Regions from separate parts of the Homo sapiens genome. Here region 1 is linked to region 2. Evidence: read pairs that join two places in POLR2A ChIA-PET (ENCODE). Cell type or tissue: PC-9. All regions are shown on one strand. Links, peaks and the distances in the headings refer to the core of each region. The heading gives the core; the rest is flanking DNA. Region 1 has its middle 35 kb from the start of LINC01363. Region 2 overlaps POU2F1 (POU class 2 homeobox 1).

Evidence for each region. Peaks named below come from ENCODE experiments on the same cell type or tissue, not always from the same donor. Only the 100,000 strongest peaks of a DNase experiment are listed, where the experiment ranks them.
Region 1: POLR2A ChIA-PET joins it to region 2 with 7 read pairs; 14 of 35 experiments call an interaction of 5 or more read pairs at or near these places.

What each region holds. Positions count from the first base shown.
Region 1 is chr1:167,156,042-167,166,437 of GRCh38, reverse strand. It overlaps the pseudogene RPS17P6. Among named protein-coding and RNA genes, the nearest start is that of LINC01363, 35 kb to the left of the region's middle. In PC-9, for the core only: no CTCF peak of the experiment used is centred there; DNase peaks (open chromatin) are centred at 3,347 and 4,977; H3K27ac peaks cover 4,072 bases.
Region 2 is chr1:167,226,132-167,236,527 of GRCh38, reverse strand. All of the region lies in intron 1 of POU2F1 (POU class 2 homeobox 1), which reads right to left. Among named protein-coding and RNA genes, the nearest start is that of POU2F1, 10 kb to the right of the region's middle. In PC-9, for the core only: no CTCF peak of the experiment used is centred there; DNase peaks (open chromatin) are centred at 6,577 and 8,357; H3K27ac peaks cover 3,220 bases.

The sequences.
Region 1 (10,396 bases), core at 1,453-9,452, 70 kb after region 2:
GCCTGGGCCTTTTCTTCAGCTGCAAACACCCACGAGGGAAATGTGCAGCTGACCTCTGGGGTCCCCGGGCTGAGGGTGATGTACGCCACAGTGGAGGAGGACATTGGCGCTGCCTCAAGGCTGCTGAGCAGACCTGCCATGAAGAAAATTATGAGGTGAATTAAACTTTAATTTGATTTTTATTTGGTTTCAGCAACCAGTAAAGACATAGCGATTTCCCCAGCCCTCTCACTGGTTGGAGGAATGCTTTGAGAACATCTGTTTTATTAGCAGCAACAACAATAAAAGCCAATCCTATATTTGCAGAGGGGCTGTCTTCCAAGGCCCTCCAAGTACTTTTCGCTGATCTTATCTGCTCTCCTTTCCACAGCAACCCCAGAGAAATTGTATTTACTTGTAATTAAGCTTAACCGCTGACCTCTCCTGCAGCTCTCCCCACTACTGTCTGCTCAACCATTTGCATCGCAAAAAGGAAGACTAGCAAGGTGGAGATTGGGGGAGGCTTCGGGGAGAAGAAAGAGCAAGGTGGAAATAATTTTTTCCAAGTGTTTCCTTTTTTAAATAATATCCATTCTTTTTAAAATCTCCTTCCTTCCTTCTTTTCTTCCTTCCTATTCAACACTTACTGGGTATTCAGTACCAAGCCAGCATAAAGCTGTGTTCTGGGTTTTCAGGATTAGGAAGGTGTATAGAGATGTGTAGGCACAGGGAAAAAGTGAGAAAACATTTCTAGCTTGCATAGAATTCTGTTTTTCTGAAAGAATAGAAAAATATAGAAATTTCCTATGTTTTTCCTAAATATCTTCTCTTCCTTTTTCTCTTCATTTGCTAAGATACCTAAATTATTATTATTTTTAAAAAGACATAATTATCTTAATTACGTGACAGAAATTGACTATGCTTTAGGTACTAAAAGTGATGCTGTTTTAAATTCTACAAGCCCAGTGGATAAACAAAATATGGTATATTCATGTAATGGAAGATTATTCTGACAGGAAGAGGAATAAAATACTAAATGAAATACTACATTGTGGGTGAAATTTGAAAACCTTATGCTAAGTGAAAGAAGCTAGTTATAAATGACAACATATTGTATGATTCCACGTATGTGAAATGTCCAAAGTATGCAAATTCAGTGAGACAGGGAGTAAAAGTGGTTGCCAAGGTTTGGGAGGAGAGATAAATGGGGAATAACAGCTGATGGGTTTAGAGTTCCTTTTGGGGGTGATGAAAATATTCTGGAATTACCTAATGGTGATAGTTGTACAACCTTGGAGTATATTAATCAAAGTGTGCCCAGCTCTTTGTGAAGATGACTCTTTATTACCATTTTGAATCTGTTCCCCTCTAACAACACATATAATCAAAAAGTCATCAGATTAATGTGATGTTTATTAAGAATGTGTAATAACATGAATAAATGCTTCTTATAACATGAACTTTAAAAAGTGGGTTATAATGTGGGGTTGCAGTGTGCACATAACCACTGAATTGCACCATTTAAATAGGTGAATTTTGTACTATGTAAAATATATTGCAATAAAGCTTTAGAAAACATTCTACAGGCCTGGTAGCAGTGTGTAATCTCAGGGTGGAGGTCACTCATAAATTTCATTCCAAATACTTCACAGTCTGTGTAAGGGGTTTGAGATGCCTCACTATTCTTTGAGATAGGAAACAACAAGGGTTTGGTGATGGGAAAAATCCTGAAAATAAGGCATTGGATGAGCAAAGTAGGAGATGGTTGGCATAGGATGGCACTGAGCCTTCATGCACACTGGAAGCATGTTTGCACATGGATCAGCAATACATATGCAGTGAGGGAGGGTGCACATGTATTGCCAGACAAGTAATGCATATGGGGACCTGGAGGTTGGGTAGAAATGAGGATCAGGAATGTAGAGAGGGGCTCTTCACTGGGTTGATAAAATAATAATGCACCATGGCTGGGCACGGTGGCTCACACCTGTAATCCCAGCACTTTGGGAGACAGAGGCAGGTGGATCACCTGAGGTCAGGAGTTTGAGACCAGCCTTGGCCAACATGGTGAAACCTTATCTCTGCTAAAAATACAAAAATCAGCCAGGTGTGGTGGTGGGCGCCTGTAATCCCAGCTACTCAGGAGGCTGAGGCAGGAGAATCACTTGAACTCAGGAGGCGGAGGTTTTAGTGAGCCAAGATCGTGCCACTGCACTCCAGCCTGGGGAACACAGACAGACTCCGTCTGAAAAAAAAAAGCACCACAACTGAGGAGTTCAATTGCTTTTGAAGGTTAAAATACTGCAGAGAAGATTCTTAAAGCAGAGGCTGGGGAGATAAACCAACAAAAGAATAATGTAAGGCAAAATGTAATCAAGACTAATGTGTTTCCCAAGTTATAAGTCAATAGGGAAGTGCAGTCACTTTTTTAAAAAATTAAAATTATTTTTCTATTAAAGGATATTATATAAATTAAAAATATAAACAGATGCATTTATTTCTATTGTTTTTTTCCTAATCCTAGACCTTTTGTTGTTATTTTAAAACTTATATGCACACTGCAACCCAACATTGTAACCCACTTTTTTCAGTTCATATTATAAGAAGCATTTACTCATATCATTACACATTCTTAATAAACATCACATTAATTGAGTGACTTTTTGATTATGTGTGCTGTTAGAGGGGAGCAGATTCAAAATGACTAGTAATTAAAAAGTCATTTTTACAAAGAGCTAGGCAAACTTTGATTAATCTGAATGCTGAGAGAATTAATTCTTCTTTATAAAATAAAACTCAACCTTAAAAAGCATGCGATGTTCTAGCCAGGGAGACAGGAAATACATTAAAAAGCTGAACAGCGCAGAGGCAGAATTATTATCTTTTCCTTACCAGTCTCACAGCAATGATTTAAAAAAAATATTCTCAGGACAAGGGCAGATACAGGCTGGAACAAAGGAGTCAATTGAATTGTTGAATGGGGTTGTTTGAAACTCATAGCTGAAACAATAGTCTTGAAAGACAAGGTACCAGAGAGTGGAAAGGTTTTTTAAATTCCAAAAGCTGGCTTTGAACATCAAAAGCTGAAACCGGAAGGAAGCTGGGCATAAAATTTATCCACAAACCACAGAATAGGTAGGAATGTACAAGACTCAGCTGCCTCCTGAGACCTGTTTATTACTGAGATAAGAAGCCTATTCCAGAATGTAAATCAACTTTATCACTATGAACACTGTTTAGTTCAGTTGGCACTGTTGTTGATTTGTGTGTGTGTGTGTGTGTGTGTGTGTGTGTGTGTGTGTGTGTTTTTGGTAGCAAGACTTTCTTGATGAAGGAAGCAATACGGTGATTTATGTGCTGACACCAACCAGACTTAGCTTGTTGCCAACCAGCACTTTGAGTAGCTCTGTTGTAAGAGATAGTTTTACATTCCAAAAGGGGAGGGACCTGAGAGTTGGGAAAGGAAAGCAGGAGAGCAAGATACCTTGAGCTTCCCTGTGAGAATGTTCAGAGTCCTAATCCCTCTCCCCCTACCCCTGTTGGCTTCATGCCAGCAGTGGGGTGTAGAAAATGTGTGTTAGAAACCTCTGATAGGGCCTCTTTTACCAAGGACCAGCCAACATGGGCCGCGTTCACACCCAAACCGTGAAGAAGGCGGCCCAGGTCGTCACAGAAAAGTACTACACGCGCCTGGGCAATGACTTCCACACGGATAAGCGCGTGTGCGAGGAGATCGCCATTATCCCCAGCGAGAAGCTCCACAACAAGATAGCAGGCTATGTCATGCATCTGGTGAAGTGGATTCAGAGGGGTAAGATACCAGTAAGAGGTATCTCCATCAAGCTGCAGGAGGAAGAGAGAGAAAAAAGAGACAATTATGTTCCCGAGGTCTCAGCCCTGGATCAGGAGATCATTGAAGTACATCCTAACGCTAAGAAAATGCTTTTGGACTTCAGCATTTGGCAGTCTGTCCAACCTGCAGGTCAGTCAGCCTACAGTTCGGATGACTTTCAAAACGCCTAGGGGACCTGTTTGAATCTTTCTGCAATACTGTAATATTTTCAATAAACCTGGGACAAAGGCACAAAACAAACAAACAAACAAAAATAAACCTCTGATAGGTTTGATGGGAGTGGGGCCTGAGGCAAGAGGGCACTCATGCCTTGCTCCCCAAGGTGTAGCCTAGGCAGACAGGCCCTTAGAGAGGCACACATGATGCCAGAACAATAGTCACTGTAGCTGCTTGAGTGAGTTACTCGAGGACTACCTCACAGTGTCCTAGCAGCCTTGAGGTCCAGAGATCTGGTGTGGGGGAGGGAGAAATATTGTGAGAGGGCTAGAAACTTTAGAGGCCTTGGGTTAAGATGAGGAGGGAGCAGAGTAGCGTGCCTCATGTTCAGAGGCCTTGGCAGTGTTGCAGATATCTGTTACTGGAAAGGGGTCTCTCTATCCAGGCCCCAAGAGAGGGTTCTTGGATCTTGCGCAAGAAAGAATTAGAGGGGAATCCATAAAGTGAAAGCAAATTTATTAAGAAAGTAAAGGAATAAAAGAATGGCTAATTCATAGGCAGAGCAGCCCTGAGGGCTGCTGGTTGGCTATTTCTTGATTATATGCTAAACGGGGTGGATTTTTCATGAGGTTTCCGGGAAGGGGTGGGCAATTCCTGGAACTGAGGGTTCCATCCCTTTTTAGACCATATAGGGTAACTTCTGGGCATTGGCATGGCATTTATTAACTGTCAAGGTGCTGGTGGGAGTGTCTTTTAGCATGCTAATGCATTATAACTAGCATATAATGAGCAGTGAGGATGACCAGAGGTCACTTTCATCATCATCTTGGTTTTGGTAGCTTCTGGCCGCCTTCTCTACTGCATCCTTCTATCAGCAACGTCTTTGTGACCTGTACCTTGTGCTAACCTCTTATCTCATCCTGTGACTAAGAATGCCTAACCTCCTAGGAATGCAGCCCGGCAGGTCTAAGCCTTATTTTACCCAGCCCCTATTCAAGATGGAGTCACTCTGGTTCACATGCCTCTGACACATCCACCACAAAGGTAGAGAGGAAAGAGCCACGTAGCTGTGATGGCTTGCAGATGAGAAGACAGCCCTGGGACAAAGGTAACCTCCAGTGCCTCTCTTTGTTATGGGGCACTTAACTGCTCTTGGCCAGGCACTGTGGCTCACGCCTGTAATCCCAGCATTTGGGAGGCTGAGGTGGTCGGATCATTTGAGGTCAGGAGTTCGAGACCAGCCTGGCCAACATGGTGAAACCCCATCTCCATTAAAAATACAAAAAATTAGCCGTGCGTGGTGGCGCATGCCTGTATTCCCAGCTACTCGGTAGGCTGAGGTGGGAGAATTGCTTGAACCTGGGAGGTGGAGGTTGCAGTGATCTGAGATCTTGCCATTGCACTCTCCAGCCCGGGTGACAGAGTGAGACTTCATCTCAAAACAAAAACAACCAAAAAAACCTTAACTACTATTTTTACCTCCTTCATTACCTGAAACTTAGATGTACTCTGCCAGCCTTGTTCCAAGGGGTGGAACTTGGAATTGACTAAGTATTCTCTCCTCAAAAAATGGGGGAGAACTATACTCAAAGTGAGTTGAATGGGCAACACTGAATTTTCTACTATTGGTGGAATTGGGGGCTTGTGAGTTAAGTTAGTTACGAGGAAATAAAAATATATTTCTGCACTCTTTAGGTTGTGATCCTATCAGTTAGGATAGGCTAGATTATGCTGCAGTATCAGATAATCCCCAACTCTCAGGCACATAGCATACATGGGGCAGCTGAGGCTTGGTTCAAAATCATCCTCACTTCAAGACCTATGCTGATGGAGCTGGAACTTGCCTTTTTGCAGAAGGAAAGACAGCTCTGGAGAGTCTCCTGTTAATGATTAAATGCCCCAGTTCAGAAGTGACACACATCACTTCTATTATTTCCACTCAGAGCATATTGACCTGTATCAGCCACAGTGTCCCACTCACGAGGGGGCTGGAAAATATTGTCCTTCTCTATGTTCAGAAGGTGGCAATCCAAAAATATTTGATAAACAGCGCTAATGACTACCCTAGTAGCTGTAAAAGTCTTACCCATTTCACATTTAGGGCTTCAGGACAAAAAACAAAACAAACAACAAAAAAAGCAAGATATATAAAGTGCTGTGGTTTGGATGTGGTTTGTCTCTGACAAAACTCATGCTGAAATCTAATTGCCAATGTAGCAGTGCTGGGAGATGGCACCTTTAAAAGGTGATTAGGTCGTTAAGATAGGTTAATGTCTTTCTTCCAAGACTGGGTTAGTTCTACTGGGAATGGATTAGTTCCCACTAGCGCGGTTTGTTACAAAGCAGGGTTGACTCTCAGGTTTTGCCCTCTTTGAACACACCCACTTGCCTTTCTGCTTCTCTGCCCTGTTGGGACACAGCACGTGGCCCTCACCAAAAGCAGAGCAGATGCCAGTGCCATGCTCTTGGACTTTCCAGCCATCAGAAATGTGAGCCAAATAAACCTCTCTTCTTTTTAAATTACACATTCTCAGGTATTTTGTTATGGCAATACACGACAAAACTTAGGCGTATAGAATAGCTCTGTAGAGCATAGAACCTGAGGTTGAGTTTTGACTCACTTGTAAATGGAGGTATGCTCTTAGCTAGCTTACTTAACCTCTTTGACATTTAGAGTTTCCCCAGGGTTGGTGTAAAAAGTATACGCAATAACTTCCTGGCATATGGAAGTGACACAATAAATAGCTATTATTTTTATCTTTTTTTGTTATCATTTGTTTCTTTTCCTGATAGTTTATAGTCCTAATTAAGTCAGAGTGCTGGTTAGTGGATTTCCAGCTAATTAAAGTCTTTTTTTCTTTTTAAAGTTTATCTTGGCCGTGCGCGGTGGCTCATGCCTCTAATCCCAGCACTTTGGGAGGCCGAGGTGGGCGGATCACTTGAGGTCAGGAGTTCAAGACCAGCCTGGCCAACATGTCTCTACTAAAAATACAAAAATTAGTTGGGTATGGTGGTGCACACCTGTAATCCCAGCTACTCAGGAGGCTGAGGCAGGAGAATTGCTTGAACCTGGGAGGTGGAAGTTGCAGTGAGCCAAGACTGTGCCACTGCACTCCCTCCTGGGTGACAGAGCAAGACTCTGTCTCAAAACAAAACAAAACAAAACAAACAAAAAGTTTATCTTAAAAAATATACAGTCAGACACTTATATTCAGCCAACCACATGTATTTCCAGCGGTGGCCCTCTGGGCTCATTTTGAATGATGGATATCTCATCCCCCATCCTAGAATGTCCCTGTGCCATCAGAAACAGTGGGCGGTGACTAAGGAGTGGTCTACATTTGGTTTTGTGTGCTATGTGGTTGGTAGTAAATGGAAATGATTGCTTCTCCTGCCCTACCCAAACCCACGACTAACAAATGTGAAATTAAGTAAATAACAGAGAGGGCTATGAGGGAAGTATAGCAAGAGCACAGGCCCCTGCAACCTCCATGGTGTTAACCCTACACCAGCATCAGTGTGATTCACAGCTGACCCTGTCAGGATTTCCATGAACAAATGGACCTACCACCTCTTCAGAACAAATCCAGACAGTCCATGTCACATATTTTGGTTTAGGATGTGGAAAGGTGCCCACCAGAACCTGGAAACAGCAGGACTGCCCATTTCCACTTCCTGCTGGTGTACTCTGGGGTTTTAGCATGGACTAAGGGGCAGAGGGGAGTGGAGGGCTTGCTTTCTCCCCAGCTGTCTTTCAACATAGCTCTCTCCTCTTCTCTGACCACTTCCCTCTCCCACTCCGACTCTAGGCCTCCACCAGGAAGGTGGAGGAAACCACGGGCACCTGACTCAGAGAAGGGTTCAGGTACCTCCTTTCTTGTGCCCTTCCCTTCTCAAAGAAGAGGTTTGGATTTGGGCAGCAATGAAAGGAGCACTTCTGGAAGGCACACTTCTCTCAGCCAGAGTCTGAGTGTGTGTGTGTGTGTGTGTGTGTGTGTGTGTGTAGACAAACCCTGAGTTCTTTTTAATCACTGGGGACCAAGTACTATAGTTGTACACAAGATACGAGACACTGTCTAAAAGTAACCATGAAGGTGAATAGGCTTGGCCTGAGGCAAAGTGATGTTTTGTATAGAGAGGGTTACTGCTGTTTCAGGATATCCCTTGCCAAGCCCGATTATGTTGTAAATTGAACTCCGACAGAGAAGGAGGACACTTTGTGAAGTCAGTTGTGTCATCAGATCACCCATCCTCCAAACCACCCCAGGAATAAAATAAAACAGAGGCACAGAAGATTTTTTTCTATAGCCCAATCCCCAGTACACATTCTGCCGAGGGAATAAAAAGTGTCCTTCAAGGAAGGACAGCCTCAGAAATTGCATTCTCTTTTAAAATTAATTTTAAAATTCACTGGCAAGGGTGGGGAGAAAATCCTTTAGCATACCTTACAAAGCACAGGGTAAGGTCAACCATAAATAGCAGAGTCCCTCTCCTAACTTAGTTTGAAGGAAGGGTGAGACTGAGAGGGCAAGGCAGAGAAAGACACATGGAATAAAAGAAAAATTTCACAGAAAAGGGACAGCTGCATGCTGAAATAAATTAGACATACCTGCAGAATGGGAGTTTGGACTTCCCACAGGACACAGATGTCCTTGGTGAATCCTGTCTGGAAATGATGTTGGAAAGGTGAGATTCCAGCCTGCACAGAGGTTCTCTGCTTCCTAAAGCAGCAGAGCAGAACCAGGGACAATTCCTTAGGTTTACAAGGTAAAGCCCGGAGTGAGCAACTGTTAATCAGGAAACCAGCACCAGGGTTGACCAGCAGCCTTGGAAATTGTCTGGGCCAGGGTGAAATTGTGTGTGTGTGTGTGTGTGTGTGTGTGCACGTGCACATGCATGTGATTATTCATAGATACATGAAAGTTAGGGAGGGGTTGAAAAGTCCTTGATACCAGAAATGGAACCTGGGGCAGGCTCGGGTAAAGCTAACTGCCCCCTCTTCCCACTGAGGCCCTGTTCTGAAGGTATGGGAAGAGGGAGTTGTGTATAGAAAGCTAATTTTCTGACCTGCCCACTCAGGGTAATGAAATGTTGCATGTCATTTAGTTGTGTCCGGTTGGATCTGGTGTCTCTCCCTACACTATCTAAAGGCCTTTGTTCACCTGTGACTTTATGGAGACAGCAAAATGATTCATTGAGAGTGACTGTACCCACACTATTGAGACCTGTGACCTGATGGCAATTTGTATAATGTGACTATAAGCATTGAATTAAATAAATAAATGTATTGTTTTATTACAATGATGGTTTGAAATGTCACCATTTTTTTTCTGACTACAAAATTAACCTATATTCTTCAGCATGGCTTAATGGTAATACTCACTTTCATCTCCCTCAGGGTGAGCAGGACAGGCCAGGGGTAGATAAGAGCCCATCGCTAACCTTGTGTACATGGCCTCTCTTTTTTGGTTAGGTGTTTCTGCCTCACTTTCTGATTCACTGCAGCACCCTGAGCTTATTTATGTTCCGGTTCTGCATAGCAATGATCACTCCCTCATCTAGAGACTTAATTGACTGTAGACCGATGCAAGAACTCTTGGGAAACACGAGGCAGCACTACAGGGCCCTGTGTCTACTGTGATGCAAAGGAGAAGGGAGAGATGCTCCTCACATGCCTTTTTGTGCAGAACATGTCAAGTCAGGGGTGACGGCAAGCGAGGCCCTGCATTGGCACTTGGAGATCCAGGGCATCTAGAGGGCCTGGGGTTGTGCCCAAAGCTCTGGCTCCAGCTGGAGAAGCAGCGGGAAGAGGCCCAGCAGCAGAAGGCTGCCCTTGGCATGGACAGGACCACCTTCAGTGCCAGCCCTTCCTTGCTTCACAGGGAAGCATAGATAGAATTGAAGGAAGTTGTGGTTTGAACATATGTGTACCTCCAGAATTCATATGCTGGAACCTAATACCCAATGTGATAGTATTAAGAAGTGGGGGCTTTCCGAGAGTGATTAAGTTCTGAGGACTCTGCCCTCATGGGTTAGTACTCTCATAAAAGCAGTTGAAGGGAAAGCCCTAGCGCCCTTGTCCTTCCATCTTTTCTGCTATGTGAAGACACAGCAGCAAGATTCTAAGATTCCAAAATCTTGGAAACAAAAAGCACCTCCCACCAGACACTGAATCTGCTGGCACCTTGATCTTGGGTTTCCCAGCCTCCAGAACTGTGAGAAATAGACTTCTGTTCTTTATAAATTACTGAGTCTCAGGTATTTCATTATAGCAGCACAGACAGACTAAGACAGGAGTGAAACAGGGAGGACAATGGCAGGAACAGCTGAGAGGACCTCCTCATCAGCACATAAGAACTCCTTGGCACCTCCCCTAAATAACTGGTGGGGTGGGGGTGGCTGTGGGGG
Region 2 (10,396 bases), core at 1,605-9,604:
TATTCTGAAACGGCCAAAACAGGAAAAATAAATCATTGTTGTACATTTGAAAACTAATGATAAAAGATTTTATATTTAATAAAATTTAGTAAGATTTAATTTAATAAAAATTTAATAAGAAGATGTCGGCCGGGCGCGGTGGCTCATGTCTGTAATCCCAGCACTTTGGGAGGCCAAGGCAGGTGGATCATGAGGTCAGGAGTTCAACACCTGCCTGGCCAAGATGGTGAAACTCCATCTCTACTAAAAATACAAAAATTGGCCAGGCATGGTGGCAGGCGCCTGTAATCCCAGCTCCTCAGGAGGCTGAGGCAGAGAATTGCTTGAACCTGGGAGGTGGAGGCTGCAGGGAGCCGAGATCACACCACTGCACTCCAGCCTGGGAGACAGAGCAATCGTCTGTCTAAAAAAAAAAAGATGTCCAAATTAGAGTAAAAACATTAAAATTAAAGCAATGAAGTGTTTTTCATCAACCTAGGAAAAATTTAAAAGACTAATAGTTAACAGTGCAGGAGAAACTGACACTATTAAATACTGTAGATAAAAAATATAGAGTGGTACTAAAAGCAACCTGACGACATGTACAAAATTTTTAAGTGTGTATATTCTGTTAAAGAAAGTTTATGGGAGACTACTATTTTGGACTAGCCTCCTCCACTAGGTCTCAGCAGAACAGACCAAACCAGTCTTTGGTTTTCTGTTCCTGCATTAATTCACTTAGGATTATGGCTTCTGGCTCCATCCAAGTTACTGCAAAGAATATGATTTCATTAAAATGTTTATCTTATTTAAATGAGTGAACTAAAGAATAGAGAGCAATGGGGGAAAAACAGCAAGTATATAATAGGATATGCACTATGACTCCTTTTTTAAAAATTATGTGTACATGCATGACAGGAGCATGCACACCTAAGCGTGGACATCTGTCTGCAATACATAGGAACAAATCCCAGGAAATGGGCTCAATCACCAAACCAGTCTCGTACTGGTCCTGATGGCATTATGTAACTACTAAGATGTGATTCCAACAGCATAAGCCGGCAATGGCTTTGCCCCTATAGTCTAATCGCCTGAAATCATACTTTCCAGCAACACTCATAAATTGTTAATTCATCTTCTCAGACTATTGTGATGTTGAACATGTCTCTCATAACATAAGAGCATTTTCACCAATTCCTTTCTAACTAATGATGATTGGCATATAAGTGTACATGTATAAAACAGTCTGCCAAAACACCACTCTCCTTGGCCAGAGCATGAAGAAGCAAGTACTCAGAGGGTAGGGAAAGCACTATGAAGAGGAAGATGGGGGGACTTAGCAATGTAGTGTAAAAGAAAAATTGAGAAATAAACAGCATTAACAACTCAACAAGGTGATGCAGGGCATGATTAAATGAGGTGTGAATGACTGGAAACCAATGCCATGAAATAGCTGACTTCTAATAATAGCTATTATTAGAAACAATAATCAACCGTCATGTTTCCTCAACTGAAAGCTACAGCCCTAGTTTAGTAACAGCTTGGTATGGGAGAAAGGAAGTGGTTGGTAAAAAGTGGTAAACAAATCCACCTTTTTGCATAATTTGCTTGCATATTAATTTTAAGTCACAACTCATTTGACAACACTGAAATAGTTTAAATTATGTTTTTATCAAAATAACATGTAAACAGGGTAAATCCTAATTTTCTATTTCACCAACTGGGTCACAAAAAAATATAAATGCTGCTCCAGATGAAAATTATCCCAAGGTTAACATGTGTAATTAGCTTCAGTTTCATATATATTTGTTTTAACAGACATGGTATTGCTCTGTCATCCTGGCTGGAGAACAGTGGCACAATCACAGTCCATCACAGCCTGGAACTGCTGGGCTCAAGAGGTCCTCCTGCTTCGGCATCCAGAATAGTTAGGACTATAGGCAAGTACCAACATGCTTGGCTATTATTTTAAATTTTTTTGCAGAGAGAAGGTCTCGCTATGTTGCCCAGGCCAGTTTCAAACTCATGGTCTCAAGCAATCCTCCCACCTCAGCCTCCCAAAGTGCTGGGATTACAAGCATAAGCCACCAAACCTACCCTAAAATACAATTCTTAACAAAAACCCAAAATGTTGAGAATGTATGGGTTACCAGGATCAGCAGTTTGCATACAACCAACTTCAAAAACGTTTATAGTCAGCATCTAGAAATCCTGAAAGCTAAGTTAACATTAGATCTGATAATCAATTGTCTGTGTCTCCAAAATGCAATACAGAGATAAGAATGCACAATTGATTCTAGAGCACACAATCTGGACCTGGGAACTGTACAAACACTGAGGTTAAACTCAGAATAACAGCTGTTAAATCTATAGATCTTAACAGTGGAAATTCTGCAATCCCCCAATTCCATTTGATATATGCTTCATCATTCCACTGGCCTGAAGCAGAAATTAACGGGTAAGAGCCTGATAATGATCTTAACTGCTTACTGCTATAATCAAAACAGAGACCTAGGTGTGCCACTTAGCCTCTTTAAGCCTCGGTTTCCTAACCTGAAAGATAGGATAACAATACACACCCCATGGGGGTCACTGTAATTAACATAAATGCATGTAAAGCATTTAGTACAACAACTGGCACAAAGACTTGATAAATGTTATTGCTGTTGTTACTAGGAATCAATGTATTTATTGAAAAGTATGGAATCTCGTCCACAATTTCCAACTGTGGACTTGTCACTAAAAAGTACAAAGATCATGCAAATAGCCTCATAACATGAAAATCATCTTTGGCTCTTCAGCTAAATCTCATGCTTCCTGAACCAGCTATGCTGAACTTTTGTTCCTTGAAAGTGCTGTGTTTTCATTAGTTTCAAGAATTGTATGTGCAGTTATGCATCACTTAACGATGCTATGTCATTAGATGATTTTGTCATTGTGTGATCACAGAGCATATTTACACAAACCCAAATGGTATAGCCTACTACATACCTAAGCTATATGGTATAGCCTGTTGCTCCTAGACTACAAACCTGTACAGCATGTTATTCTACTGTTGTACTGCAGGCATCCTAACACAATGGTAAGTATTTGTGTATTTAAAAATACCTAGGCCAGGCACAGGAGCTCACATCTGTAATCCCAGCACTTTGGGAGGCCAAGCCAAGAGGACTGCTTGAGTCCAGGAGTTGAAGACCAGCCGGGGCAACAAGGCGAAGCCCCGTCTCTACAAAAAAAAAAAAAAATTAGCTGGGCATGGGTGCGTGCGCCTGTGGTACCAGCTCCTCAGGAGGCTGAGGTAGGAGGCTCATCTGAGCCCTGGAAGGTAGAAGCTGCAGTCAGCTGTGACTGCACCACTGCACTCCAGTCTGGGTGACAGAGCTAGACCCTACTTAAAAAAAAAAAAAAAATTAAAAAATAAAAATATTTAAACACAGAAAAAGTATAGTTAAAAACATGGTATAAAAGATTTAAAAATGGTATACCTGTAGAGGGCACTTACCTGAATGGGCTTGCAAGACTGGAAGTTGCTTTGGGTGAGTCAATGAATGACGAGTGAGCGAATATGAAGGCCTACAGCATTACTGTACACTACTATACACTTTAAAAACACCATATACTTAGGCTACACTAAATTTATAAGAGAAAAAGTCTGTGTTCAATAATAAATTAACTAGCTTACTGTAACTTTTTTTTTTTTTTTTGAGATGGAGTCTCACACTCTGTCACCCAGGCTGGAGTGCAGTGGCGCAATCTCAGCTCACTGCAACCTCCACTTCACGGGTTCAAGTGATTCTCCTGCCTCAGCCTCCCGAGTAGCTGGGATTATGGGCGTGTGCCACCACACCCAGCTAATTTTTGTATCTTTAGTAGAGATGGGGTTTCACCCTATTGGCCAGGCTGGTCTCGAACTCCTGACCTCAGGTGATCTGCCCACCTCGGCTTCCCAAAGTGCTGGGATTACAGGCATGAGCCATCACGCTGGGCCTACTGTAACTTTATAAGCTTTAAAATGTTAAAAACTTTTTGACTCTTGTAATAACAGTTTCAAACACACTGTACAGCTATACAAAAAATTTTTCTTTATATCCTTATTCTATAAGCTCTTATCTATTTAAATTTTTTAAATTTTTACCTTTTAAATGTTTTTGTTAACAACTAAGACACAAACACAGACATCAGCCTAGGCCCACACAGGGTCAGGATCATTACAATGTCACTAGGAGATAGGAATGTTTCAGTTCTGTTATAATCTTATGGGACTGCCATTGTATACTGGTCCATAGACTGAGAAGTCATTATGCGGTACGTGATTGTACAGCTGACCCTCGAACAAAATGGGTATGAACTGTGTGGGTCCACTTAAATCAGGTTTTTTCAATCACATGCAAATTAAAAATACAGAATTCACGGGATGCAAACAGCTCATAGTCACAGGGGCTCTGAGGCCCAGGGGCCAGGCACACTTTTCACATACTCGGGTTCCACAGGGCCTGCTGCAGGACTGAGGCATGTGCAGATTTTGATATTGGTGTGTGTGTGTTGGGGGAGGAGGGCACACGAGTAGGGAATCCTGGAACCAATCCCCTTGTGGTATGCCCCTGTGTATAATGAGGGATGTCTGAGATGTCTGCATAGTGTTCCCTTTGCTCAGAACATTTTCAATTCCACTTCTCACTCCCAGTTCTTGAACTGATTAATTCCTATTCATCTTTCACATCTCATTGTAAACATGATATCCTCAGAGAGCCCCTTCCCAAATCCTCTTGTCCAGATTAGCAGTCCCCACCTTATGCTCCTGGGGTACTTCAAATCTCTCGTATTCTACTCATTAAACTACAACCAGTATTATTTAACATATGATTTCCCCAACTGACCAATATACATTTTGAGAGGGCAGAGATGTTATCTTATTCATTACTCTACCACCAGTGCTCAGTACATTACAAGGAGCAGAAGCTCTATAAATATTTGTTGAATTAAATGAATGCAGAAAGACTGGCCATATTGGTTCATCATAATCTAGTTTTTATTCACACTGAGTACCACAATTATTGATAAGCTTACTACCTTTGTTCATTCGCATTCTAATAGGATGTTTCAAGTTTAAAGTCTAAATCCCATCTTCAGTACTACCTACTGCATACAATTTAGCTCTCCTACTAGGACAGGACCAAGCTTACCATGTTCTATATTTTTAATAAATATTCAGGTACCCAGATGAAAGCCGAACTGATAAAAATATATGTTATATTTACTGGTCTTCACCCAAAAGATGTTTCTGAATAATTCCAGTTTAAAAAGGAAAAAAAAAGTATGAAAACTATTCACCTAGCTCAGCCCATAATTTTATCAATAAGAATCCTATGGGTTGGAAAAATTTAGTGATTTATTCAGGATCAGAAAGCTATTATCGTTAATGCTAAAAGCAGAATAAGGATCCAAGTCTCCTAATTCTCAGTCTGTCTTTCCAGTATAGGGCCTTTCTGGTGCATTAACTGAAAACCATTATTCAAGGTATGCTAAGCAATAAATAATCTTGAAGTGCAACAAGTAATCATTTAATGTTATCAAATCACCTGTAGAGCTTTTTTAAAGTATGGATTTTCAGACCTCTACTGTATTAGAAGTTGGGCCTTCTTATGTTGAAAAAGTTCCATGGGTCACCCCATGGTGACAAAGATTGAGAACCACTAAGTCCATCAACCAAGCATTCATTATTTGTTAAATGTCTAGGCCTACTCTGTCCCTACCAGTATGTTCCTGCACTCAAGGCTCTTAGGACAAGATTTACTTACATAATCAATTAGAGAAGAAAATAGGACTGTGTATAATGAAGTGCTGAATTGGGTAACTGAACACAAATTAAGTGCTAATTTCAGAGAAAGTATGACAGGAGCTCAGATTTGACAGATGGCTATTTGTGGAGATAAAGAAATGGACAGACAGGTCCCTTAAGATAAATAAGGACAAAAGTTTTCAAGTCATGACCAGCAGAAGTCCTAAGGACCCTGTGAAAGTGCCTCAAAAGCTACTGTGGAAAGGAGGAGGAAAATGCTTTTCTTGCTCCAATATCCAATTTTAATCAGAACAGCTCCACTTTTGCCTTTAAAAAAGAACACCAAAGGCTTTTAAAAGTTTGAAATCCCTTATTTTACAAATGCAATTAAAAAAAAAATCCATGGTGAAGTAACTTGTCCTAAAGTTACTAAGCTAATTAGTGACAGAGAAGCCAGGTCTCTGAACCCCCCAGTACCTTTTTTCACTCTACCATACCATACACCATGGCCTTCCAATGGAGGAAAAAGTGTGAGTAAAGGTTCTCACACAACGTCCCAAACACACTGGCTTGACCAAAACACTGGGTACACATTCAGGTCATGTGTCTCAAACTGGGATTGGTGTTGCAAGGATGGTAATGGGAGAAAGGCTCAGGTAAGTCTCAGGATAAATTATAGCCATCCTCCCAAGATAGATCTTCAAATTTTAGGGAAATTTCTTTAAAAATTAAAATCTGATAATATGCTGTATTTGTGGTAGAAATGGACAATAAGGGAACTTCCTTGATGGAATTGTTGAGTCATGCTATTTAAGGAAGTAGTAAAGATAATAATGCATAGGCAAGGGTAGGGGCTAGATAACAGAATGCCCTGAAATCAAGGTAAGTTGTATTTGCTACAATGCAACACCTCCACTGTATAAAGTTTTCAGAAGAGTATTAGGAGTGTCCATTCCTCCTAAGATGCTGGCTGCACCAAAAAATGAACAACCTACAGTCAGGTGCCCCACAGAATCCATCGGCTGCTAAAGCTTCTGCTTCTCTACAGCAGCACAAGTAATAAAATTCCTGATTTTACTCCTGTGCTCATGTAAGAAAAACTATTACAGAGTTACTTTAAAAATGCTTCTGCTATCAATTTGATACTCCCCACAGCATCCCTCTAACACTGGTATTATCACCATCGTATTGTTGAAGGAAATAACCTTAGAAGACAGTGCCAAAGCCAAAATGAGATATCTAGAATTTACAACGTTCAGATTCAATACTCAGTCCACACGCACAGTGGCATGAGCATAAATTTCAACCCTAGTATTAATGTTTATCAAACATTTAATTCACTAAAAAATTTTCAATTTTCACAAGGAATCTACAACCCAATAAGACCCACCCAAACATGTCTCAAATGACATGTCAAAGTGAATTCACTGACTTACTCCCCAAATGGCTCCTTTTCCCAACATCCCTACATCTGCTTATGGTAATGCTCTTTTCTGGATAACCTAAACTCAAAACCTTGATAATCTCTTTGCATCTAATTAGCTGCTAAACTTTAAGGGCTCTGATCATGGCACTGTCCATAACAAAAAAAAATTAAAAAAAAAAAATTCAGTGACTTCCTACTGCCTAGCAAATAAAATCCAAACTCTTACACCAACACAAAGGATTCAGAGCTCTCCACAATAGAGCCCCAAAGTGCCTTAATACACAGCCTAAATAACAACTAAGCTGGAAGTCTTGCTATTACCCACACTTAATGCTTATAAAAACACAGGACCTTGAGAAAGTCACTTAATCTAAGTTTTATTTTACTCGACTATAAAATGGGTATAGTAACGCTTGCCTGAAAGGACTAACTGAGGTAATGAAAATGAGAATGTGGCTATAAATTTTAAAGTACTATAAAAATACAGACATTATCACTGTGCCATGGTTATGGTAATATTATTTATACCTGCCTTGCTCCAGAAAGGATGTAAGGTGGCCCACATAAAACAAGATAAAAAGAGTTTAAAGATGGAAGCAATACAAGAAATACAAAACAAATGCATGGACAAAAAATTGATCTACTAATCAGGCTAAGAAATGCAAACGTAATTGCCTATGCATGTGCTTCTCAGGTTAATAATCTGACCTAAATTTGACCAAATCAAACTGTAGTTTGATTTGAAAAGGAAACTAAGTCAATTAGACAATTCAGTGTCCATAAGACTAAAAACAAATAGTTTCTACTGTAAAGGCCAGGTAAGAATTTCTCCCAAACGTCCTTATTCCATGTAATGTAATTGGACAATATCCTCAACACCTTTATCACGACTTATCTATTTCATAAATTAGACTGGAAGTCTCTTGAGGTCAAGTAATTTTTAAATTATGTTTGTATCTCTAGTAGCACCTACAGTAATTAGTTAATAAACCAAATACCTCTATACACTGGTTTCTATGGATCTAATCTCTCCCTTCCTATTTCAAACCATCCTGCACACCACATTACTCCTAACACACCATTTTTATCACATCAGTCCCTATTTCAAAATCCTCCAACAGCTTTCCTGCAGATAGAACAAATGCTTCCTCATTCTTTACCTATACATCACAATGTTGAACACAATCTCCCCTTCAATGGCCTTCTCTGTATTCCCATTCCTCTAAATTCTTTTTGCCCTTTAAAGCTCGGTTTAAAAGTCTCGCCTTCTACATAAAGCCTTCTCTGACTGACAGCAATGGGGCAGGAGGAGAGACTGGGAGGTGGGAGAAAGTTAGAAGTCTTGTGTTCTTATCTGTTACTGAATAGTTAAGTGACTGTGAGCAAGTCACTAAACCATTGTGAAAATATTTCCTCATCTGTGAAGCAAAACCTTTAGCAAAGATTATATCTAAATTACCTTCCAGCTATAATATATTCTAGGATGCTCTGGCTCTTTCAAACTTGGACACACTCTGATCTATTCTCCAATCTTCATTATCTGTTACATATTTTAATATGTAATTATATACACTGTTTTTCAATTTTTCCTGCTTAAGTAAACATACCAACTCCTCCGCAGCAGTCATATTTCCTTGTTATTCCCAAAGACTACAGGCATAGGACCAGGTACATAGCAGATACCTTTTATAGACTAGGATGGTAACTACTTTAAAACATTAATTATAATATTGCTTGCTGCAGTATGAATCAGCCAAAAAAGGCTGTATTTTTCATTAAGCAGACCACTAAAATAAGTGTACTAAAACAAGAAAACACCTAAGTCACTTTTCCATATAAAAATATATTCCCTTTAAGGTATCAGTGCAACTCCATTAAGGTAATCATATGTTTAAGCACAAATGAGTCGTTTAACACACAGCATATTGTTCATTTTCCAGCCATTCCTGTTTATATCTTCTATTGCAAAGAGAAAGTTCAACAGAGGGGGGGAAACCTGCCATAATAATTATTATTATTGATTTAATTTCATATACCATTTCTATATTCCAACATAAAAAGCATAAAGTTACAAAGAATTATGAAATAAATAATGTGATAAACTGCACTTGCTATGACTTTCAATATTGAAGACTTAGTAAAGCTACTACAAACACTTAGCTTTGTGGAATGTGAACATTGGCTGTTAAAAAAAAGTTAGTATAATGTATCCTCTCCGGATAAATGTCCAGGAGTTCCAGCAGTTTAAAAGAAATCTGGGCCAGGTGTGGTAGCTCATGCCTGTAGTCCCAGCACTTGGGGAGGCCACAGTAGGACTGCTTAAGCCCAGGAGTTTTAGACTAGCCTAGGCAACATAGCAAGACCCCATCTCTTAAAAAAAATTAAAAATAAGAGAAAATAAATGAATAAAAGATAATCTGATAAATCTAGAGGTTTGCTGATTCTTCTTTTGCTCAATTACTAGTCCTGTCAGCAAATGTAGGCAACACTGAAATCTTGAGTGCTTGCTTAATTGGAAATAAATAAATAAATAAATAAAACCCAAAAACAAAAGAGCTCTATTAGTCACTGAGTATACAAAGATACCAATGCTCAAAAAATTCACACCCCATAGTAAAAACACACAGAACCCCATAACCACATGCACTGTATGCAAGGAGCATCTTCAAATCAGAACTTCTGAAACTCAAGACAATTCTCATATTCCAAATTCTAAACATACTGTAAACGGATCAAGTAAGTCAGGCAATAGCTCTACTCAGGCTATTTTTGTTTCCATTGTTATTACTGCTGAAACAGTTTATAAGAGCTCATCACCTGTTTAGAACACAGAAATACTTCGGTACAAAACAAACCAATTTATTCCTAAGAAGAATTAAAATCTACAGTTATTCAATTCTCTTTACTTATGAAATGTCAATAATGCACAAAAATGTCCAGCGAAAGATGCATAAGGAAACTGCTATTCTCTGTGAACCTTAATTATTATCCCTTTCAACCACTCAAAAGGATATTTACATCCTTTAAGCAACACAGTAAGAAGTAAGCAAAATGGTGACTCAAAGTTACCCCAAAAAAAGGAAAAGGAAAAAATTCATGCAGAAAGGGTACAGAAATTCAAAGCAGATATGTCACTGAATCAAATCAACAACTTTCAACTCTAACGCCCAAGAAATAGTAAGTACATTTGCTCAGGCATTTAGCATTTAAGG